Linked DNA regions of Mus musculus: all the other regions are linked to region 3. A link is a loop called in an ENCODE intact Hi-C map of the cell type or tissue named here. Cell type or tissue: left cerebral cortex. All regions are shown on one strand. Region 1 holds the start of Gm46359 (a long non-coding RNA gene). Region 2 holds the start of Pigh (phosphatidylinositol glycan anchor biosynthesis, class H). Region 3 holds the start of Tmem229b (transmembrane protein 229B).

What was found. Hi-C counts contacts between places; a loop is a spot of excess contacts. Peaks named below come from ENCODE experiments on the same cell type or tissue, not always from the same donor. Only the 100,000 strongest peaks of a DNase experiment are listed, where the experiment ranks them.
Region 1: it touches region 3 in a loop (5-fold over the local background); 22 of 42 quality-filtered maps call a loop at or near these places.
Region 2: it touches region 3 in a loop (2.4-fold over the local background); 2 of 42 quality-filtered maps call a loop at or near these places.

The regions. Positions count from the first base shown.
Region 1 is chr12:78,915,505-78,923,504 of GRCm38, forward strand. It overlaps Gm46359 (a long non-coding RNA gene), which reads left to right and starts at 1,019. Exons shown (of 3, transcript XR_001780635.2): 1 at 1,019-1,531; 2 at 6,076-6,215. In left cerebral cortex, CTCF peaks have their summits at 996 (motif pointing left), 2,921 (motif pointing right), 3,985 (motif pointing right) and 7,670 (motif pointing right); DNase peaks (open chromatin) are centred at 2,925 and 4,011; H3K27ac peaks cover 344 bases.
Region 2 is chr12:79,082,480-79,090,479 of GRCm38, forward strand. It overlaps Pigh (phosphatidylinositol glycan anchor biosynthesis, class H), which reads right to left and starts at 7,191. Exons shown (of 4, transcript NM_029988.2): 1 at 6,961-7,191; 2 at 3,168-3,377; 3 at 1,137-1,220; 4 at 1-17. The coding sequence starts at 7,140. It overlaps 9230116L04Rik (RIKEN cDNA 9230116L04 gene), which reads right to left. Exons shown (of 3, transcript NR_110486.1): 3 at 6,226-7,506. In left cerebral cortex, a CTCF peak has its summit at 4,598; a DNase peak (open chromatin) is centred at 7,208; H3K4me3 peaks cover 1,256 bases; H3K27ac peaks cover 555 bases.
Region 3 is chr12:79,002,788-79,010,787 of GRCm38, forward strand. It overlaps Tmem229b (transmembrane protein 229B), which reads right to left and starts at 4,490. Exons shown (of 3, transcript NM_178745.5): 1 at 4,186-4,490. In left cerebral cortex, CTCF peaks have their summits at 3,763 (motif pointing left) and 4,504; DNase peaks (open chromatin) are centred at 2,836, 3,874 and 4,583; H3K4me3 peaks cover 1,640 bases; H3K27ac peaks cover 1,502 bases.

The DNA.
Region 1 (8,000 bases), 87 kb before region 3:
ACACACACACACACACACATACACACACACACTACCCCACCCCTAAACCTATTTGAAGGACCAGGCTAGTATCACAGTGGTAGATTCCCTAGCATGAGAGAGGTTTTGGCATAGGAAGAGACTGACACTTTTGGAGATAGACAGTTCTTAGAAACGCCAAGACACGTACTTTTGATATGCATGCTAACCAGTCCAGAGGCACCCCTCCCCTATCTGGCCTGTACACCCCAGGAGACAACACATTTCTGCTTTAATCATCTCGAAGTCATCCAAGGGCCAGGCACAAGACAACCAGGGGCACCCCAAAATTGTAGAGCCCTTTATGGGCAATCCCAGACTGTTCCTCCTGCCTTCCTGACCTTCCCTCACTAAAGACCACAGCCTAAGTTTTCTCCTTCCTTGTGTCTTAGAGTTTCTGACTGCAGCCCTTCCTGTCTCTGGGCTTGTGAGTATATGAACTTCTCCATGTCTTTCCTGCTTCTTTTCTCACGAGTGTATCTGGACTCTCGTAGGAGAGTCCCAAGCACAGCTTCCCCAGGCCTGCGCTTGGTGAGCAAAGGCGACATATAAGGAATTCTGAGTGGATGGAATAGCTGTGTAATGTATAAGGACATTGATAGCAGAAAAACTACAGGTTTTTGTTTTGTTTTGTTTTGTTTTTTTCTGAGACAGGGTTTCTCTGTGTAGTCCTGGCTGCCCTGGAACTCACTCCGTAGACCAGGCTGGCCTCAAACTCAAGAGATCCACCTACCTCCGACTTTTGAATGCTGAGAATAACGGCGTGGGCCACTACTACCCAGGTGAAAATATAGGTTTTAAAATAATGCCATTATTACTATTTTAGTTGTTAGGGTTACCAAGGGCTGGAGAGATGACTCAGTGGTTAAGAGCATACACTCTTGCAGAAGACCTGAATTCTGTTCCTTGTGCTACATCAACCACAGCCATCTTTAACTCCAGACCCAAGGATCTGACGCCCTCTTCTGGCCTCCATGGGCACTGCACTCAGCAGCACAAACCCACACAGAGATATACACATACTCATATAATGAATAAAAAAAAAATTTTTTTTTTGAGATGGAATCTCACTATGCAGGCCTGACTGGCTGGAGGGGAACTTGATGTGTAGACCAGGCTGGCCTTGAACTTGTAGAGTTCTGCCTGCCTTATTTTACAGATGAGTGTTTGCCTGCTTGTATATCTCTGTACTGCTTGAATGCCTGATGCCCATGGAGGGCAGAAGAGGGTGTCAGATCCTCTAGATCTGGTGCCCCCATTTGGCATGCAGGTGTGAATGCAGGCAGAACTATATATCATTCCCTCAACCTTGCCCTCTGTCCTGGGTGTTCCCTCTTCTGCTTGACTTACTCTTTTGGTGTCGCTTTCCATTGTTTCCCTTGCTACTATTGTTTGTTTTCTTAAGACAGGGTATCACAATGGAGACTGGGCTGGCACAGAACTTACTGTGTAGAACAAGGTAGCCTCAAACTTTTGGCAGTTTTCCTGCCTCTCTGCAGGGTGAGCCTTCAGGGTGAGTATTTCCCACTGTACTTTTTGTTTGCTTTATTCAGCTTTTTTTTTTTTAAGTTTAAAAATTGCATTAACTGATTTATTTTCTGGTGGCGAGGACACAGGGCACGGCAAACCTGTGTGTCTTGAGTTCAGAAGGTGAGAAGGGAGCTTGCAGGAACCAGTCCTCTCCTTCTGTCCTGTGGGTGCCGTGGATCAGACCCAGGTCATCGGGCCTGGCAGCTACTGCCTTTACCCACAGAGCCATTTCACTGGCCCTTCACTGAGTTTTTCATCTCCAGAATTTCAGATTGATTTTTTTTTCTTCAAAAATCTCAGTCTCAGCCGGGCGCGGTAGCGAACGCCTTTAATCCCAGCACTAGGGAGGCAGAGGCAGGCAGATTTCTGAGTTCAAGACCAGCCTGGTCTACAGAGTGAGTTCCAGGACAGCCAGGGCTATACAGAGAAATCCTGTCTCAGAAAAAAAAAAAAAAAATCTCAGTCTCCTTGCTAGTTTCTCATCCATATGGTGGCTTTCCCATACATTGACATTCTTACTGTGTCCCCTCTACAACCTTTTTTGTTGGTGGCTTTTTGAGACAGGCTTCTCTGTGTAAAGCTGGTTGTCCTGGAATTTGCTTTGTAGACCAGGCTGGCCCCAGCTCAAAAAATCCCTCTGTCTCTGCCTCCCGAGTGCTGGGATTGAGGGCACATGCCACCACACTTAGATTTTTTTTTTAAGATTTATTTATTTATATATCATGTAGCCCTGGCTGGCCTGGAACTTGCTATGTTGACCAGACTGGCTTTAAATTGACAGAGATCTTCCTGCCCCTTCCTCCTAAATGCTGGGATTAAATATATATTATACCACTCCCAGCTCTCTCTCTCTCTCTTTTTTTTTTCTGAGACAAGGTTTCTCTGTGTAGCCCTGGCTGTCCTGGAACTCACTCTGTAGACCAGGCTGGCCTCGAACTCAGAAATCCACCTGCCTCTGCCTCCCAAGTGCTGGGATTAAAGGTGTGCTATTTTTTTTTTAAAGAAATACACTCAAAGTTTATTACCACGAATGACCATAGGCGGAAAATGGCAAAAATGTAAAGTATGAAGCTAAAAATTAACTATGGTAAAAGTTACAATAATAAGTAAATTAAGTTAAGGATGGGGCCAGAGAGAGGAGAAAGAAAAAATGGAAAGAAAAAAAAAAAAAGATCAGGGGAAGGGAGAGAAGAAAGGAGAGAGGAGAGGGAAGGGAGGGAAGAAGAGAGGAGAGGAGAGGACAGGAAAGAGGGGGAAGGGAAGAGAGGGGAGGGGAGAAGAGGGGAGAGGAGAAACAAAGGGGAGGGGCAAGTACTACACCACGTTGCTGCCAGTTTTAAGTGAGTTTCATCATCAGAGTGGCCACTAGAGGGCAACCAAACCTCGCGTCGTTGAAATGGTCATTGGCAGGTAAGGTGGAGGAGGCTGTGGCAGAAGTGCTTTCTCTCCGCAGCAGATTCAGGGGATCCAAGCTGGAGCCAAAGCCTCGCTCCTGTGCTCCCTCCTTTCTTTTCAGGGTTCCTGTACTAAACCCAAGACACAGTCGGAGTATTCTTGGTGTTTATAGGAGCTTGGGAATGTTGTATTGGCCTCCACTCCCCCAGATGGGGCATCTCTGCTGTTTCTAGAACATTTGAGAAGCTATCTACCCACATACACAAGGTGTCCTCAATGCACCAAACTCAAACTGCACCTTGCTCCTTAAGATCAGAGTAAAATACACAGTGATAGCTGGGGGGGGGGGGGGGGGGACGGGGACGCTTAGTGATTAAACACTGGCCATGCAAAAGTGAAGACCAGAGTCCCAATCCTCATGACTAAAGCTGCTTGAACAGGGTAGCCCATTTTAAATCCCGCCTCAGAAGATGAAGACAAGACCCTCTAGAGCAACACGGCAGGAGAGACTACCCATACCAGTTAGCTCTGGGTTTAGGCAGAGAGACCCTGCTTCATTGAATAAGGTAGGAGAGAAATCAAGAATGATGTGCAAAATCAACTTTGACCCTCCAAATGAAAACCATACACATTGGCGCCCAAACATGCAAACGGAAAAAGAAATAACTTAAAATTTATCGTCTGTTGTGGCGTTTTCAAACAGAGAAACGGGACAAAGGCTTTCTGCCAGGACGTAGCATTTATTTGTTCTGGCACTTGATCAGCAGATTTATATCCAAAGACTGAGCCCCACGTGCGGCAAGGCGTAGCTTGTATACTTTTGTTAGTTCCCCCATACATTTTATTACCTTTATCTCCCTTATAGGGAAACATCCATTCTAATTATGTGGTCTGTTACAGGCTCAAGATATAGCCATGCATGCATACACAGGACACAGGTCATGCCATGTTTCCTTCCCTTTGTGTTGGGAGGACAATTACCACACACCCACGCGAGCTCCTTAGGTGCCTCCTAGTGCTTACACATATGTAATCTTCCAACCATCCTCTAGAGGGTGCTATTGCCATGATTGTTGCGTAAGCCTACAAACTCAAGCAGCCCGCCTCCTCAGCGTGGCTTTTAAGCTGTATGTACCCTGCCTTTGCAGAGAACTGCATGTTAATCTACCTCACGGTCTCCTTCCACCTTTGGACTAAGTCAGGGATAGAGACCCAGCTTACTCAGCTCAGTCCTGCCTTTCCACCCTGGGCTCGAGGCCTGTCCTTTCCTTCCTTAAGTGTTGGGTATTTGTCATTCTGTGTCTGTGGAAGAATTCCTGCACCACCACCACCCCACATTCACCTGTGATGTGACCTGGCAACCTCATGATCTTTGAGCAGCCAGCTTCCTCATATAATGATCTAAAAAACAAAACAACAACAACAAAAAACATTTAAAAATATATTTATCTTATAATTTTACATAAATAAGTTTTGCCTGAATGTATGATGTTTATCACGAGTGCCTAGTGTGACAAGAAAGTTGTAAGCAGACATGTGGGTGCTGGGAATTGAACTCAGGTCCTCAGTGAGAACAATAATTGTTTTTAACCATTGAGCCAACTCTCCATCCCTCATCTGGTAATCTTAATGTCGGTCTTCATGGCAAGTGGAACGACCTCATGGGAGTCAGAGAGATGCTAGGATTACAGCATTGGGAGAAATATTAAGGTTTAAGATGTATCATTTCATTTTATATACATTAGAACCCACAGGGATAAAATAACTTTTTCAAACTCCATCAGGCTGAAGCTGAACCGGAAGCGAAGTTTTCCATTAATAACACTATCAGCGATGGTTATACCTAACACCTGTGTAAGAGGTGTTGCAAGCCAGCAAACCAACAGTAGACCCTTTGTATTGTCTTATCATTTAGTATACCTGTAACTTGGAATGAGGGCAGAGAATTTTATTTGCTTTCGCTTCTTCAGTAAATGTTTTTGAAAACGACTTTTTGAAAGACAGGGTTTCAAGTCTCCCAAGCTGCCTTAAACTTGGATGATCCTCCTGCTTCCACCTCCTTGGTGCTAGTTAGGATTACAGGCATGATACAGGGGTTAGAAAGAAGACACAGCGTGTAAGAGCACTTGCCTGCTATTCTTCCAGGAGACACACACCAGGCAGCTCACAACACCCGGACTACAGTTCCAGGGTATCTGACAACCTCTTTTCGCTTCTACTGGTCACACACAAACACACACACACATACAATACATACTCACACACACATATACACACAAACACACTCTCATATACACACACACTCTTCATTTAAAAAATCTTTAACAGTATTTTCCACCTTTTACTTCACTGAAGACATGGAATGGGCCAGGGTGTGGTTTAGCAGCAGGGCCTGTCTCTATTACATGGGAAGCCCTGAACATGATCCTCAGAACTCAAAAAATAAACATAAGAGACTAGTGACTGGAAAGGCGGTCCCAGAGTGTGAGGCTGAAACAGCTTTTTCACAGGACCTGAGTTCAGTTCCCAGCACCCAAGTTGGGCAGTTCACAACTCCCTCTAACTCCAGCTCTAGGCAATCCAATGTGTTCTCCAGCCTTTGAGGTCACCTGAAGTCATGTGTACCTACCACCCCATAAACTTAGTTAAAATAATAAAAACACATCTTAAACACACAAACCTGACACACAAAACAAAGATACAGAGCAAGAAGCATGAGCTCTTTCAACCCTTCCCCCGGCCCCTTCTGCTTCATGGGTAGTCACTAGTGATTGGAAACATCTACCCAGAGGTTCACAGTTTAAACAATGCTTTTCCATAAATCATCTCACGGATTCTAGCACTAACTCCGTAAGACATGCTGGGAGTAAATGATTATTGTCTCCATTTACAGATAGGGTTTCAAAATGTCTAGCGACTTGTCCAGAATTAGGTCTCTAAAAGATGGTGGAGCCAAGACTGAAAGCCTGGTGGTCAGAAACTTCTAAATTATGCCCCACTGAATCCCTTGATGACAGAGCCTTGGGTACTTGAAACCAGAATGTCCCATAAATAGTCCTGCTACAAAGACAGATTTTGCAGTTGGTCAGGAAACAGGAGAAAATTTGTCCTTCCTTGATGTTTGCATTCCAGAGGGGGGACTGCTCATGTTCTGCTCTGGGCAGGATTTCAAGAACACCCCTCCCCTGTCTCAGCGGATCTAAGGATGAAACGCCAGCAGTGGAGAGGCCCAGGAAGATGGACTGGAGCCATCCATACAGCTGCCTTCACAAGTGAGTGTAGTGTGTACTCTCACACTTGAGGAGCCGAAAGTCTGAACTCAGGGTGTCCAAAGGACTAGGTTCTTTGAAGATGGGAGGGAACCTGTCCCGAGTCTCTTACCTTCTGGGGTATGTTGGCAATGATGGAATGTTTTGTTTTGCAGACACATTCCTCCACTTTGTCTCTCATTCACAACATGGCTTCTCCATGTGTTTTCTCTTTTATAAAGACACCAGTCATTGGGTGTAGGGTCCATCCTAACCCCAGTATGACCTCATTATAACTGATTCTGCTTGCAAAGGCCTTATTTAAAATCAGTCCCATCCTGGAGGGCATGAATGCTGAGGAGACATCATTCGACTTAGTACACTGTCTCCTCCTGTTTCATACATTAAGTGGGGACGGCACTTCTGGAATATTGAGTCTTTTAAAGATGAGTAATGTTTTAATCCAGGAAGATAGTGCAAAGATAAGTCTGCCCATTTACAGGGAGGGAAAAGTCAAGAGGGAAAGGCAGCTGTGAGCGTCCTCAGCAATCCAAAGACAGCTGCTGGCTGATGCCAAGAAATGACATCTGCTGGGTCAGGAGGGTGGAAGTGTATCATTTTAGCTGTGTGGCTTTTGGGTCAAATGCTTTTATTTTAGTAAGCACAAGAATAAGAGTGGCCTAGGGGAAAGGGAACAGAAAGGGAGAGAGCAAGATTGTTCAAAACAGAAACTCAGAAAATAAAGTATGTGGTTGGGGTTGAGTAAATGCTTTGGGGTAAAACATATTTACTCAAAGAAAAAAATTAAATAGAAAGAGTAAAGAAAAACCTGATTGACCTAGGGATGGATTTTCATTCTGATTTTTTGTTTTGTTTTGTTTTTGAGACAGACTTTTGTGTGTGTGTGTGTGTGTGTGTGTGTGTGTGTGTGTAGCCCTGGCTGTCCTAGAACTATCTCTGTAGGCCAGGTTGGTCTAGAACTATTTCTGTAGGCCAGGCTGGCCTCAAACTCACAGAGATCCACTTGCCTCTGCCACCTGAGTGCTGGGATCCTGTGCCACCACCAACAGTGTTTCTGATTTTTAAAAATCTTTTAAAAAAATTATGTGTATGTGTGACCATGTGCACATGAGTACAGGTGCCCTTGAGGCCACAGACATGGGGTTCCCTGTATCTAAGAGTTGCCGGTAGTTGTGAGCCACCTGGCATAAGTACTGGGAATCAAACTGTATTCCTGTGTGAGAGTAGTCCCTGCTTTAAATTACTGAGTCACCTCTCCAGCTCCTTTAATTCTGATTGTGAAGTTGAATAATAAGACTAAAATGGGGAGGAAAAAGACAAAATGGGATGTATTATATAACATATATAATTATTAAAATTCATTTGGAATCTGAATGGGCAAAGTTTTGTTTTGTTTTGTTTTGTTTTTAAGGTTGGTTTATTTACTTATTATATATAAATACACTGTAGCTATCTTCAGACACCCCAGAAGAGGGCATCAGATCTCATTATGGATGGTTGTGAGCCACCATGTGGTTGTTGGGATTTGAACTCAGGAAGAACAGTCAGTGCTCTTAACCTCTGAGCCATCTCTCCAGCCCAGGCAAAGTTTTTAAAAAGTTGTTGTTGTTTGCTTGAGACAGGGCCTCACAATTTAACCCATCTTGGCAGGAATTTATAGTCCCCCTCATCAGGCTTGTCGGTGCCGGATCACAGGCATGTGCCACCATGACCAGCTCAAAACATATCAGGACAAAAATAAGAAAAGATAGTCACGTGTAGGGACACATACCTTAATCCCAGCGCTTG
Region 2 (8,000 bases), 80 kb after region 3:
AACCGGGGCTTGGCACTCTGAATTCCAAAGTGGAGAAATACAGAGTCAAGGAGAGTGTAAGAAGAATCCACCTGGCCCCTTAACCTCTCACATACACCACTGGCTCTAAATGGCAGCCGTGAACTAAGAGACACAAGGTTGAGGGAATGAGTGCTCTGCCAGGAGGTCTCCAAATCCAGCCTTTGTATGTGGGTGTGTGGGGAATAAAGACAGGTTTTTATTTGATTTGGCTTTGGTTTGGTTTGGTTTCTAGACAGGGTTTCTCTGTGTAGCCCTGGCTGTCCTGGAACTAACTTTGTAGACCAGGCTGCCTCAAACTCAAGAGATCTGCCTGCCTCTGCCTCCTGAATGCTGGGATTACACGCACGCAAAATACAGCTTTTAGCCTGACAAAATTATATGACAGTGGCACGACCATCTCAGAAAATGTTTCAAGTTATGAAATAAGCCTCAGAGCCTAGATGGGTAGTTTAATATAAACATTCTGAGAAGATTTTGTACTATAAAATGTAATACAATTAAAATTAAGACAAGCCACAGGATAGGAAAACTGTATAAAGAACATCCAGTTTTAATAAATGTTTCCTATTCAAAATAACACAAAATTATTACAAATACATAACTGGTCTCTAGGTTCTACTCATCTAGCATAGAAGACTGATAGTTTACAATGAGGGGGTTTAGGGAACGTGCCACCATAGTGGTTTTTATTGTAAATCAAAACAAAAGATAGTCTAAGCATTATCTAAAACCTATCAATAACATAGCTAAATAAGCTGATATTTCAATATAATTAAATATAATTTAAGTATAATGGTTCTGATAGAAAATATATATATAATATTTATTACATATTATGTATAATATATATGTAAAAAAACCCTCACCCATAAGATATCACTGTGAAAACATAGATGGACAGACCTGAAGTACAAGAATGTGATTGCAGGCAGAAGTGGTTATAGGATTGGTAACTCTCTTCTCTAAAATCTAAAAAACTCCCTTTACTCAAATTGGTTGTGAGATATTGCCAGTACTCTGTCAATAGACGTTCATGTGCTGCTGAACAAAAGACGTAAGGGTAAGCAGAAAGAGAAGTCAGGGTTTTACAGGAGAAGGGAGAGCACGGTGCTCACCTGGAAGACAGGAACTACTCGAGAGATCTCGTGTGGCTTCCCCGGCTCCTTCAGTAAAATGCAGAGGTAGTAAATGACCTTCTGCTGTAAGACAAGAAACCAGAGACCGCAGTGAAACTCAGCTTCTTTCTTTTTTCTTCAGGGGAAGGCTAAAAAGTCCTTCTCATCCAGGGAAATACTTTATGAAAGGTATTACACTACATCTATTATGTAGTGGAATATCTGACAACTTCTGAAGTACAAGAAAAGTATATGTTTGCCAAGGGGGTGGTGGTGGTGGCAGTGGCACACGTCTTTAATCCCAGTACTTGGGAAGCAGAGGCAGGGGGATCTCTGTGAGTTCGAGGAAAGATCTACAGAGTGAGTTCCAGGCTAGCCGGCTGCACAGTGAAACCCTGTCTCAAAAAAAAAAAAAGACATTTTCATCTCTTATTTTTATTTTAAATATAAAAAATATATTTGTTTTGGTTTTCTTGAGACAGGATCTGACTAGGTAGTCCTGGCTAGCCTGGAACTCCCTCTGTAGACCAGGCTGGACTCAATCAGGGAGATCCACCTGCCTCTGCCTCCTAGGTGCTAGGATGAAAGGCATGAGCGGCTGTGGCAGCAAGAGATCACCCACTGTATTGTAATATGCTCACAAATAGAAACAGCATGGCTAGATTAAGGTAGTTACTCACACTATATACAATCAGGATGGCCACTCTGAAGCCGCAGGGCCTCACTTAGGGTTTTATACTTCATCAACTACACTTTTATGCCACGTATCCACTACAAAATAAGAAAAAGCACGACAGAGTTGAAACTAGAATAGCAATTAGCTTTATATCTTCCTTCATAATTTCATGTGTCCAGTTGCCTACATTTTGTCCTTTAAAAGGCCAGCCCCCCCCAAAAAAAAAAAAAAAAGCCAAGTATGCCCCCACGAACCAAAAGTCCCACCAACCAGGACCAAGGCAGGTGGCTGCCTGAGAGTAGGTTAGATATTAGACCTGGGCAACATAACCTCATTTCCTAGAGGACGTAAACAAACAAACAAAAAGACATGTCTGCATCTGAGCTACGAGATTAAAGGTGGAATGGTGACTCTCTATCCATGACAATCGGCTACTTCTTCAAAATAGTCACAGTTTACATATTTGCTATGCTTTTTAATGGAGTGTACTCCTACTCCTGTTAATCAGGCATGGTGACATACGTCTCTAATCCCAGCACTCAGGAGGCAAAAGCAGGTAGATCTCTGAGTTTAAGACCAGCCTGGTTTACATAGTAAGTTCCAGATCAGCTAGGGCCTCACAGTGAGACCCTGTCTCAAAATCAAACAAACAAACAAAAAAAGAGTAGAGGCAGGCAGCTAAAGAGATGGCTCAGCAGGTAATTGTGCTTGCTGTTCTTCCACAGGACTAGAGTTCAGTACCTAGCTAGCACCCATGTAGGGTAGCTCACAACCACCATTTTCAGGGGATCTGACATCCTCTCTGGCCTCAGCAGGATACACACACACACACACACACACACACACACACACACACACACACGGATAAGCAAAAACAAAAGCAAAAGGGGAAAGAGGCAGGAGGATGGGAAGTTCAATGCCAGCATAAACTATTCAATGAGACCCTGACACAAAAGATTACTGGAAAGCAGCATTCAGTGTTACACTTGGCAGCAACCCCAAGCACCTTGTGTTTATTACATACCATCACTGGGATGTCTGAGTGACTATACCATCTAAGTGTAGTATGTGCTCTGATGTCTGTACAGCCAACAACCTTGTGAACAACACATTCCTTGCAACATACCCCATCACCGAGGAAAACACGACTATAAAGAAACTTTTACTTGAATATAAGTTTCTCTTCTACAGTTCACAGGCATGCCAGTCAAAAAACTACTTGTATTGGAACAGAGGCACCTTAAATTTAGTTCTGTGACAATGAATGCTGTATTTGGATGCAGTTTAGGTCCCAGCACACCCCATGGGCTGACTGCCTCCTCTGCAGGGCCCAGAAGTACCACCTAGACACTTACCATGTAGATAGCCTCGTTAATGATAATGTCCTTGACCTTGTCCATCTCTATGAAGGTGGTACTTTCTTTGCCCGATGCATAAGATGAAGTCATCTGGATGCCAAGTGAGTCGATGATTAGTAGAGTCTCCTGGTCAATCTTCACAAAATGGAGGTAACCAAGCAGGCCTAAGATGGTGATGAAGATGGTGGCAGAGAGGACCATGCTATTCTGAAGAGAGAGCCAGACGCAGGCAGTAAGATCACCAAATGCCCCTCTGCACACGCCTATGCTATTCAGCAAGTGAACTGGACAATGAGGAAAAGGCCTCTGCTCTGGTGGCTATGCTGTGAGGTGAACAGATGAGGGAACCTAGATGAAGGGGAAATAGCACTGACTCCTCTTCCAGAGGTCCTGAGTTCAATTCCCAGCAACCACAGGGTGGCTCACAACCCTCTGTAATGGGATCTGATGCCCTCTTCTGGTGTGTATATGAGCTACAGTGTGCTCATATACATTAAATATATAAATCTTTAAAAACAAACAAACACCAAAGCAAAACAACAAAAACCAAGAATTTTAACAAACGAGTTCAGCCACACACTTCTGCTTGCCAACTCTGAGCGAAGAATGGCTCTTAACATTTTTTACAAGGTTGATGGAAGAACAAAAAGAAGCAGATGCAGTGGCTCATGGTAATCCAAGCTCCCAGGAGGCAGAGGCAGGTGGATCAGGACTACACACACCGAGCTCCAGGCCAGACAAGGCTACACACACAGTGAGACCCTGTCTCTAAACAAACAACAAATAACAAAAAGCAGGCTGGAGAGATGGCTCTTCCGTTAAGAGCACTGGCTGTTCTTCAAGAAGACCTGAGTTCATATTCTAACACCCATGTGGAAGTTCACAACTGTCTATAACTCCAGTTCCAGGGGACCTGACACCCTCTTCTCACCTCCTTGAGCACAAGGCATGTATGTCATGTACAGACATATACGCAACACACCCATACACATAAATTTTAAATAAAAGGACAAAAGAATATGGGACAGGGATCCACAAAGCCTAAAATATTAATTTGGCCTTTTAAAGAAAGAGCTTGATGACTTCCGTTCAGATGATTATTTCTGGCTGGTAAGCAGGAGTGAGAACAGGGCCTCTGATGACCCAGAAACAGCTACTTTCTGCTAATTAACTTCAGGTGCAGGGTGGTGTCTTGCAAGCAGTGCAAACTAAATAAGCACCGTGGAAGAAAGCCAAGGTAAAACTCAGCCCTCTACAGGTTGCAAGAATGATTAAAAAACAAAAGTCTAGAATACTGTGTTACTGACTTTAAAGTGTCAGAGGGAGGAGAAAGAGAAGAGGAAGGGGGGAAGGAAGGAAAAAATGATGGAGAGGGAAAAAGAAGAGAGGGAGACAGAGAGATAGATCAATGCACACAGCTGTTCCATAAAGACTTCCAAGGCCTCAGGACCCAGGTGGTGCAGAGAAGTAGTGCATGCTGACAGGTGCACTCTGCTGAAAGGGTACTGCACTGCAGATTGGAGTGATGTTAACTAAACCGATCAAAAGCAGGGGATGACAGGCTGAAGAACAATGAATGCTTAGGGAATGTTACCCACTCAGCCTCTGTTAAGATAATCTGCCTCAAAGTCCATTTTCCTGGCCAAAATTCTAAGGATGCACACCGCTCATCTGAGTCAGGGTTGAGCCACACATCTGAAGGAGTCCTTTGAGAGTTCTTTCCATGAATGAGTTTGAATAGGAGCAGAGATCTGAACTCTTGCACACAGAGGCCTCGGGAAGTCTTGAAGTAATGGAAGAGAGCACAATTACTTGTGCATTTGGGGGACATTTGGGTGTCCATGCCAGAGAGATGAGTGCAGTAGGGAACTGACAGAACAGCTCTGAGCTGGGTGTGGTTCACTCACCTGTCAGCCCAGGCCTTCACAGGGGCTGAACCAGGACGAAGCAGAGTGTGTGGACAGCCTAAACTACATAGCAAGACCCTGTATCTCTGAACAAACCAACCAGTAACAATTGCAACTGCCTGAGATCTGCGAGGCCAAAGTACAATGGAAAGGGATTTCAAAGTCAGGCAGCTCCAGTTTGGAAGCCCAGCTTTGTCACTTTATCAATGTCAAGGTTATTAAAGTATTACTCTTTATGAACCCCCCCGGGGGGTTGAAATAAGAAATTCAGCAGATAACTGCACGGGTATCAGGAACATAGGCTGGCATTAACATTCAACTGGGCATGGTGATGTATCCCTTTAACAACAGCACTTGTGAGGCAGTGACAGGTGAATCTCTGAGTTACAGGCCAGCCTGGTTTATACAGTGAGTTCAAGAACAGCCAAGGCTACATGGTAAGACCCCAACACTCCCCATCCCCCCAAAAAAGAATAAAAATCCAATTATATTAAAAATTTTGGGGAAGGACTAGGTCAGTTTAATAACTTCAACTGACCTGTGAAGACACTTTTAAATATAAATTGGTAAAGATTAGGAGTCTTTTAAAAAATACTATTTGTGTTGTGTTTGAGGCAGGGTTTCACTGTGTAGCCTTGGTTTGTTCTGGAGCTGGTAATGTAGACTGATGTAGCCAGGCTGGCCTTGAATTCAGAGATGTTCCTTCCTCTGTTTCCCTAGTGCTGGGATTAAAGGTGTGCACCACCACACCAGCCCCTACTATTTATATTTATTTATTGTGCAGAGGTCAGAGGACAATTTTTTTGAATCCATTCTTCCCTCCCATCATGTGGGTTCTGGGGATTCGGCTTAGGTGGTCAGGTTTGGCATTAGGTGGTCAGGTTTGGCATTAGGTGGTCAGGTTTGGCAGTCGCTGCAGTCATCTGATGAGCCATTCATTCCCCAGACCCTCAGTGAGGGGACTTAACTTCATCTATGAAAATCTGTGCAAATTATGATGCTCTGCCACACACTTTGATAGCATAAATGTGATTGAACCAGGTATGATGACACACACCTTTGATCCTAACCCTAGGGAGGCAGAGGCAGGCTCCACATAGAGCCTTCCAGTCCAGACAAAGTAAGAATAATAATAATAGCAAAAGAATAGAAAAAAGCTAAGGGATGTTTTAATACAAACAATATGAAAATTGCAGAAATAAACAGTTCTGGTGTACTGGCTCTATTAAGATCACTCCTGGAATAATATATTCATTTTAGGGCTATACAGGGAGTTAAAACAGAACAGAACATCCTGAACAAAGGCCAATCGGATGACTCTTTTTGCTTGGGAACTGTCACAAAATAATAGCAGTTGACCTTCGCAATATTTTGAACCATTAATTTCAACTTAGAGATGTTAAAAATGAGGCTCGGGGGGAAAAAAGATTAGAAAGTCTGAAAACTGAGCATAGAAAACCCTCGTGTCTTAGACCTGGCAACACTTTAGAAAATGCACTTAAACTGGGGAAGGGTTGGGAGAGGGGATGGTAGTTGACCTGGCCTTGAGAAACAGATATTAGGTGGAGATTCTGTACTGCACAGTTGTGGAGGCAAAAACTTTTCTGTAATTCTGTCGCACGCCTGCTATCCGTTGGCTTTGGTACCCAGTAAGTGATGCGGGAGGATGCACTGAGTTCTCTGAGGAGGTTATGTTCCATGAATGAGCAGGGCAAGTAGGTCCACTGTGGTAGAACGTCCAGAAGCACAAACTTCTCGGGGAGGGAGGGCAGTCCTGCCGTGGAACGGCGACCCTGATCCAGGGAGTCCCCACCCTCCCGGACCCACGGGTCAGCCCCGAGACCTCTCCAAGCTGCCTGCGCCGGCCGAGCGCCCGCCTTTACCTCGCACAGGGTGAAGAGCCCGTAGGCCGCCAGCCACACCGCGCAGGTGACCGCGGTGAGCGAGCACAGCGACAGCCGAGCCGAGCTGAGGCCGAACTCGCGGCAGTACGGTGAGTAGTAGCGGCACCGCAGGGCTAGGCGGCCGCCGCAGATATCGGAGAAGCTCTTCTCGTCCTCCATGGCCGCACACACCTGAATGTCGCGCCGCTCTAGCCCACCCGGAGGCTCGAAGTCTCGTTGGCTCCCGACCATCCCGGAAGCGGCTGAGCCCTGCCTGTCCGCGCAGCCGTAGTCGCTCACTGAGAGCAGGGCTGGGACTTGCAGCAAGTTCTCCCAGTTTATCCTTAGCCCAAACTCCCCAGAACCGCGGCACCAGTTTTGGGCAGATTAAGATCTCTGTTCATTTGACTGACTCATTTATATTGTTACGCCAGAAAGACTCCCCCAAAATGGTCTGCAGGTGTAACCATTCATTCATTCATTCATTCATTTCCCTGCGAAGGGATTTTAGGTACTGAAGATTTCTGTCTCTACATAGCTTCTTTCCTAGTAGGAAAAAAAAAAAAAAATAGACGTAACTTAAGTAGTGTTATTGACAAAAATGTTCAGACTAGTAGAAGGTCTGGGCAGCTTTAAGTAAAGGTCTTAAAGGTCTTCGCCATTAAACCTACAAGGGCCACACTGTTCTGTGGGGAGTTGGGGTGGAGGTGGGGGTAGTCTCCAGAAAGAAGGACCAGGAAAAAACAAAGTTGGAGGCTGGAATGGGTTTCAGTCACAGGAATCAAAAAACTAGCAAGGCTAGGATGCATGGGAAGAGAAGGTAGGCTTTGAGTTGGGCAGATGGCTCAGCTGCTAAAGAGTATATTAATCCAAAAAAAAAAAAAAAACGAGAGGAGAAAGACCGCCACCCAAATCATCATGACCAAATTAATTAAAGCAAGCTTTAAAAATTCACATACACGGGCTGCCTCCTCCTGAGATGGGGTTCAGCTTTGGATGTGAAGGCAGGCTTTTATAGCTCAGGGATAGGAAGGTTTCCA
Region 3 (8,000 bases):
AACGAGTATAATTTCTAATAGTAAACTAAATGCGCATCCTTATACCCACAGATATGTGTAGCTTTCACCCCTCATCAAAGAGACCCCTTTTTGCAACAGATGAAGACTATTACAGAGATCCACAACTGTCAAAAGTAGAGAATAAATGGCTGAGACCGTCCCTATCCCCAACCGATACGTCTACAACACAACCCCTAGGCCTGAGTGTCAGAGGAAACCACTGAACAGGGTGTAAAAAGATTTTAAGAACTGGAGTACCAAGACACCTACTACTAGAAAACATCTCCCAGATATGACAGGGAAGCTACTCCCAGGAAATTTCCACAGTATGGTTGCCTAAGACCTCCAAGGTGGCAACACCATGGCTTGTTGGCATACAGCATGGATTAGCTCTCCTAGTGCCACATGGCCAGTGAAATTTTCACACTGCCAAGATTCCAGAGGAAAGAGCAGTTTCAAGACCCAGTCCCTGCTCGTGTAGACTGTTTGCTACAATATTCATGTCTCTGGCTCTTCTACAACAGCAGCCGAGATAGAGAGCAGAAGCCCCCGAGAGCCATCAGAGAAGAAGAAAGGGTGGGGTCTAGAAGTCCTGAGATGCAAGTGGCAATGGCTGTGGACCATGGACCATGTCCAACCCCATCACGAAAATGTCATCACTGGAAAGGGACAGAAAGCTTCCTCTGAAGAAGCCGAGGGCCAGCATCACCCTACAATTTCAACCCCACTAAATTTACAGGTGAGAGAAATTGATGTCAAGATGAAGACTAGGCAGGACCTTCACTTGGAGGCGTGCAGAGCCCACTCCTGGAGCCTAATGCACGAGAGCAAAAGGAAGCGAGCAGGCTTTCCACGTTAGCCTGAGATTCAGCAGCTCACCCACCCAGCCTCAGTGTTAGGTTGAGATGTGTGTCACAGGAAGAAAGCACTTCCTTTCCCACGTACACTTCAATAAGTGGCAACAGCATGGAGCATCCCATAGCTGGATACGAGGCAAATGTATTTTTTCCTCTAGCCAAGGTATCATTATATAGCCCTGGTTGGTCTGGAACTCTATAGGTAGACCAGACTGTCCTCGAATCTTCCTCCTGCCTCTACCTCCTAAGGGTTAGGATTACAGGCGTTTGTCACCATGTGACAAACCTACAGCACCCAAATCCTGTTCTAGCATCCTGGAAAAGGTTAAGCCAAGAGTCATGGGAGAGTTGATTCTAAACCTTGTCTAATCCCAGGAAAGAAACGTTAGCGTACACCAGTCATCCTGTGGTGCTGAGAGTGACTGGAGGACCAGGACCAAGAAACTCAGCTCCTGTCCCCTTCCCCTCAAACTCGCTTACACTCTACTTTTCAAAAACAAACTGGTTTCCAAAATGGCGTGGAGGGAAGAAGCAGAAAATACAGCCAGTTTCAGATGATCTTAACCCCTTTCTGGATTCCTTCCTTGGCCAGGTATGCACAAAAGGAGCCCAGGGTGCCAGGGCAGAAACTATTCACACTTTAAAAGGAATGTTCTTGAATTTAAAAAAAAAAAAAAAACCAAACAAAAAACCCACTAAAGCCTAAACCACCTTGTCTTTAATTAGGGGGTAGAGACCGGGGTGGGGAGAAGGGGGTTAAAGGCCACAAATTTGAGAGCAGTAGAGCACAGGGAGGGTTAGCTATCCATTTTCTCCCTCAAGGACAGCCAGATCTGATATGGTCACTGCTAAACCAAGCTGCCTCACTTTACTGCTCTTAGCCAGCTCTCTCTCTCTCTCTCTCTCTCTCTCTCTCTCTCTCTCTCTCTCTCTCTCTCTCTCTCTCTCTCCCTTTGATACCAGAGGCCCCCACATCACCAGAGACCCTTTTCATAGCTTCAAGGGCAATTGCCACGAACGCCCTGGTTTGTCATCTGCTTTGGAGAGCTCAGAGATGTCCCATGAGTAGAGGCAGACAGAAAAACCACCCACCGCCTGTGTACTATAGCAACTTTTCTGATTTAAAAAAAAATGACACTTTTAAAACTAACACCGACCTTTCCCTACCACAAAAGCCGTAATTGAGCCCTTCCCTGTAAAATGACACTTTTCCCTTCCGAAACAACGCACAAACCAGAGTCAACTGAAATAACCACGCTCTAAGAGTCACTAACTCTTCTCATATCTTTCATTCAAGAACTCCAGGCTCTTAAACCTGTTTATAAATGTAGATCATGTCCCATCGCTTTCAAGGAGAGAGGCGAGGGAGCCCACACGCTTACCTCACAGATTGTGTATCTGAAAAAGTCAGTCCATAGAAAAGCCCTCTTATACCCTTTCGGCTGGAGAGGTCAGGCCACTGGGAGCTACCCTCAGCCTGTGAATCAACAGCTTGGGATAAACCCAACAGAGACAGAGCCATAATCAACCCCGCTAGTGGACAGAGGATCTCCACATTAAATGATGCTACCTGTGTTGCCTAGGTGAGCCACCCGACCTAACCTTAGCCACTTTAGTTCCAGGGCCACAGATGGGACACTCAGGGCACTTCCTTCTCTCCTGTGATCCCCGACAAGTCCTTGGAATCTCCCTCGATCCTATCTTGCAGTGGCCAAAAGCAAGAGTAAATGGATGGATCATTTCTCTCCAAAGACCAGCGTTCGTTCCATCACCCTAATGCCTGTCTCTGTCTCTGAACCCAAAGTCTCAGAAAGGGTAAAGGTTCACCTCAGCCCACCCCTCACGTCTCTGGACCTAGTTGTCCCTGTAGATGCATCCTTGGTCCAGCCACATGTGTCCTTAGCTCCTTCACAGAGATGCAAGAGGATCACCCAGAAGTACAGAGCTTACTGTGCCGCCTCTCGCCGGTCAGATCAAACAGAGAAGCAAGTGAGTGAAGCTCTGCCTTGCAACCAGGTAGATGACAGGAGCTCCTGGGTGGCTGTGCTGCCATAGGGCAGGAACCAATGGTCACATGCTTGCCATCTGCAAGCTGGAGGAACCTGGCTCCCAAAGACACAGATTGGGAATTGGGATCTTGGAACCTGGCTCAATTGTCTTCTAGAGAGAAAGACCCTATACTATTCTTAAGGGAGGTTCATCAGCTCGCTCTTTGACCCCTCTTCATATCACACACACACACACACACACACACACACACGAGAGAGAGAGAGAGAGAGAGAGAGAGAGAGAGAGAGAGAGAGAGAGAGAAAGAGAGAGAGAGAGACTAGGCTTTCTGAAGACCCCAGTATGATGATCATTTGTTATTGGGGTACAGAGAACACTCAACAATGGGTAAGCAGAACCCCAAGTTTACACTGGAATGCAGCTTTCGTGAGCATCTAACCAAAGTTGGAATAACCAGACACCACAAACCCTGAGCACGAAGAGATCATACCTCCATCCCCTAAGAAACCCCAGGAAGGAAAGGAGAAACGGTGAGGGAAAGAGGGGAAACGGGTCCTCATAGAAAGAGAGAAAAGAAGGCACCTGGGAAAGACGCCAATACCTCCCTGGCCTTGCCAGAAATAGGGCTACCCATCTCAACCCTCCAGTTCCCACAAGGAAACAGAGATGGTGAATGCAGGTGGCGAACTAGCAACCAGGGGCTGAGCACTGACCTAGGCACCCACCTGAAAAAAAAAAATGCCAAGGTGTGCAGCCCACCATCACCCAGTTCTTTTATGCGGACGGAAGAAAAGGCATTTTGACAAGGTTCCTTCCCCAACCCGCAAAGTCAGGAGGGTCTCTGGTCCCTACTCCCAAGACCTGGCTCTCCAGCGTCCATCCAGTCTGGCGCCCCCCTCTGTCCTTTGCAGAGGGCCTCGGGGTGCATTCCCCTGGGTTAGGGAGATGTCAACCTTCAGAGGTCTCAGATCCTCAGTCAAGTCTTTCACCCTCGTCTCAACCCGGCACCTCTTTGTTTCAGGCGGGGAAAGTTGCCAATGTGCACCCCTTTCACCAACACGCCCCCCTGTGCGCCCATCCCCCGCAGGGAATCCAAGCTCAGACACAGCATCTAATCTGCGGCTCGCTCTCCAGCCCCAGCAGCCTCTCCGAAACCGAAAGCAAAGAGGAAGCGGGATCCGGTAGTGTCCCCACGCGGGGTCGCCGGGTCTTCCCTATCACCGCCCCATCACCCGCGCCCCCTCGCTCAGCGCTGCCCGCCCCGCGCAGACACCTCTCTCCGCGGCGGAAAGGCCTCTGTGCGGGCATCGTGGGCACCTACCGGTGCGGGGCCGGGGACGAGGGTAGGGCAAGGCAAGGCAGGGTCGGGCGGCCGTCTGCCCGACGCAGGTGCGGCCAGGAGCGCGGTCTCACGGGCTGGCTCCCGCTCCTCCTCCGCGCCGGGACTCGGGGCGCTCTCCTGCGCCGCCTGTTCCCTGCCCCCACGCCCGGCGCTCCGGCTCCCCCCGCGCCGAGTGACCGGACGAGACTCCCCCACGCCACCCGCCCGCGACTATTCCCGCATCCAGTGTCCGCGGCCGCCGGGGCGGCGCGGGGCCCGGGTAGCTGCAGCCGCTGCTGCCCCACGGAACCCAGCCCCAAGCGGCGGCGGCCGCACTCACCCATAGTACGGATGCGGTGCAAACTGCACATGCTCGCTTCTGACAGGCGCTCTGCCCCCGGCCCTGTTTAACTCCTTCAGCGCCCGCGTGTCCGCCGGGCCCGCTGCCCCCGCCGCCCACGCCAACCCAGACGACTCCCGCCACTCATCCCCAGCCTGGGGTCAGCCCTGCCAGGACTCCGCTCGCAGCCTCCGCAGCTCAGGTGGCTGCTGTAAAGATTCCTTGGCCCTCCCTGCCATCCATGTGTGGAGTAAGGGTCACCTCCTGATTGTAGGAGTTGTAGGGAACTGCTTGCAGAACATTCACTCTGGGTATCTGGGTATTGTGAAGGTTCAGGCTACCAGAGATCCACACTTCACATGGTGTTGCACACCCACTGTGTGCCCTCAACGTATTTCATACAAATTAATCTTTGAAGCAGGCAGATCAGGTCGGGTTTTTTTGTTTTTTGTTTTTATCATCATCATCATCGTCGTCGTTATTATTCTCATTTCTAAGATGGAGAAACTGAGGCCCGTGCAAAAACTAGAATTTGCCTCAATCAAGGCCTGGACCTCCAAGGTCCACGATTTGGTTTGTAAAGATTAAATGGAATTTTTTTTCTGAGGTCTTCTTAGGAGGTGCAAAACAATGGACATTACTGTAAAAACAACAAAAGAAAGGCAACAAAAGCCCTTGGCAATTTAGAATTCAGAACGTGGGAAATCAGCTCAATGAGGCCAAGTTCAGATAGGCCTTTCAACTAGTCGTGGGTCCTGCAGGAAACAGGAATGAAATTTCCCTTTCAGGCACCAACCATGAGTGCTGGTGCTGGGTACTTCAGCCAAGAGGAACATACAATCTTGAAGGCCTATAATAACATGTGGGAAGGTCTTGTTTTCTGCTTTTAGGATAGGTCTGTTCTTGAATTCCCCACACTCCTGTTCCCACCTGCCCAATGTTAGGATTACTGGAAGGCCCCAACAGGTCTGGCATGGACATGTATGGATGTCCATTTTAAAAATAAATCAGATATGAACCAACCAGACCCCCCAGAGCTCCCAGAGACTAAACCACCAACCAAAGAGTACACATGGAGTGACCCATGGCTTCAGCCGCATATGTAGCAGAGGATGGCCTTGCCAGTCATCAATGGGAGGAGAGGCCCTGGTCCTGTGAAGGCTCCATGCCCCCAGTGTAGGGGAATGCTAGGGCAGTGAGGTGGGAGTGGGTGGGTGGGTGAAGGCAGGGGGTGGGGGGAGGGGATAGGGGGTTTTCAGAGGGGAAACCAGGAAAGGGGATAACATTTGAAATGTAAATAAAGAAAATATCTAATAAAAATGTTTCAAGGAAAAATGAATAAATAAAAATAAATCAGAGAGCAGTCTTTCACAATTCTCACATACCCTATGGGTGCCAAGGCCTGACCTCAGAGGTCTGGTGGTAGCTGCTTCTTCATACATTTGTATGCATGTGTGGGGCTCACAATCTGCCACCCCACCACCCCTGCACAAATGGGGTGCTGAGAGAACTAAATTAAAAGCCTGCACAGAAGCCGGGTGTGGTGGCTCACAACTTTAATCCCAGCACTTGGGAGGCAGAGGCAGGCAGATTTCTGAGTTCAAGGCCAGCCTGGTCTACAAAGTGAGCTACAGGACAGCCAGGGCTATACAGAGAAACCCTGTCTCAAAAAACAAAACAAAACAAAAAACAAAACAAAACAAAACAAAAAGCCTGCACAGATGCAGCATGGATTTAAAAAAAGGGGGGGAGGGGGAATTTAGGGAGAGAGATAACTGTATTGGTCAGAGTTCTCTAGAGAACCAGAACTGATAGAAAAACATATATGGGGTTTATTGGCGTGACTTACAGGCTGTGGTCCAGCTAGTCCACAGATGGCTATCTCCTAACAGAAGGTCCAAGAATCCAATAGCTGTTCACTCCACAAGGCTGGATGTCTTGCCTGGTCTTCAGTGTATATCAGGATCCAGTAGAAGTAGGCTCTAATGCAGTAAAGAATGACTTAGCAGCAGGATAGATGAGCGTGCCAGTGAGAGTGAGGGCAAGCAGGCAAAAAGCAAAGAGCTTCTTTCTCCAGTGTCCTTTATATAGGATGCCACGAGAAGGTGTGGCCCAGATTTAGGGAGGGTCTCATAACCTCAAAAAATACAACCAAGAAAAATCCGCCACAGGTATGCTCAGCTGCTTGGGTTTTTAGTTAATTCCAGATGCTGTCAAGTTGGCAGCCAAGAATATCCATCACAATGACTAAAGAAACTGCAACACTTCCTTAAAAAAACAAAACAAACAAACAAACAAAATAAAAACAAGCCGGGCAGTGGTGGCACACACCTTTAATCCCAGCACTTGGGAGGCAGAAGCAGGCAGATTTCTGAGTTCAAGGCCAACCTGGTCTACAGAGTGAGTTCCAGGACAGCCTGCTCTTGGAGGCCACAAAAGAACATTGGAACCCCTGGTTCTGAGTTACAGACTGTTGAGAGTGGTTGTGTGGGTGCTGGGAACCTAACCTGGGTCCTCTGCAAGAACAGCAAATGTGCTTAACTGCTGAACCATCTCCCTAAGCCTGTTTATCTGCCCCCCCCCCTTTTATAATGTGCCAGAAGCATAGAGGTCTCAGAAGAGCAATGCAATGCAAGTTTAAGAAAAAGGTCACAGAGTTCATTCAACCTGTCTCGCCCCACCCAAGAGAAGGAGTCAGACTGCTCTTCTACTTCCTGAACCTAACCTGATGGATCCTGTCTTCCCTTGATTGCCTAATGAGACCACAGATCTCCCATCAGTCTTCTGTCCCTAGCCAGGGTATTCCAGGATCAACAATGACACATCTCTAAACTGGAGTGGGCAGTGTGGACCAGGGAGGGGCTTTAAGCCCATTCCCATACATACTCTCTTCTTGAGAATCTGTTCTTCAATAAGGAACCAGAGTGGGGCTGGGGATGAAGCTATGAAGTAGCGCGCTTGACTGGTATGTATGAGTCTGGAATCCATCTAACATCATGGGTGAAGCATTGGAGTTCAGGTAGGAATGACAAGCATTATCTTGGGCCCCCCAGACCAATAGAGAATGTCTACAGCTACAAGATGCGATTGATAAGAACTTTCGGCTTTCCTTGTCTCCTGTGTACTAGAGATACTATCGCCTACCTTATGAATATGATGTGATAATCCGGTGACTTCATACATGTGAAGTCCTGAGCACATAAGTAGACTTTCAATAACGGGAACTGTTTTCTCTTGGGAGTAAAGCCAGGAGAAGAACTACAAGCACTCAAATGGGCTATACAGAAAGACACAAGACTCTCCCAACTCAAACAAGTGACCTCATTAAACCTAGCAGCAAGGTCAAGCTGATGAGGGGGTATCCTCTGCACCCCTTGCTGTGGAACAAAGCCCTCTAGTCCTCCCTGTGTCTGGCAGCAGCTTGGCTTTCTTCTGGGCTTTGGGAGGCAGCACTCTGCAGAGGAAGGAAAGCGTT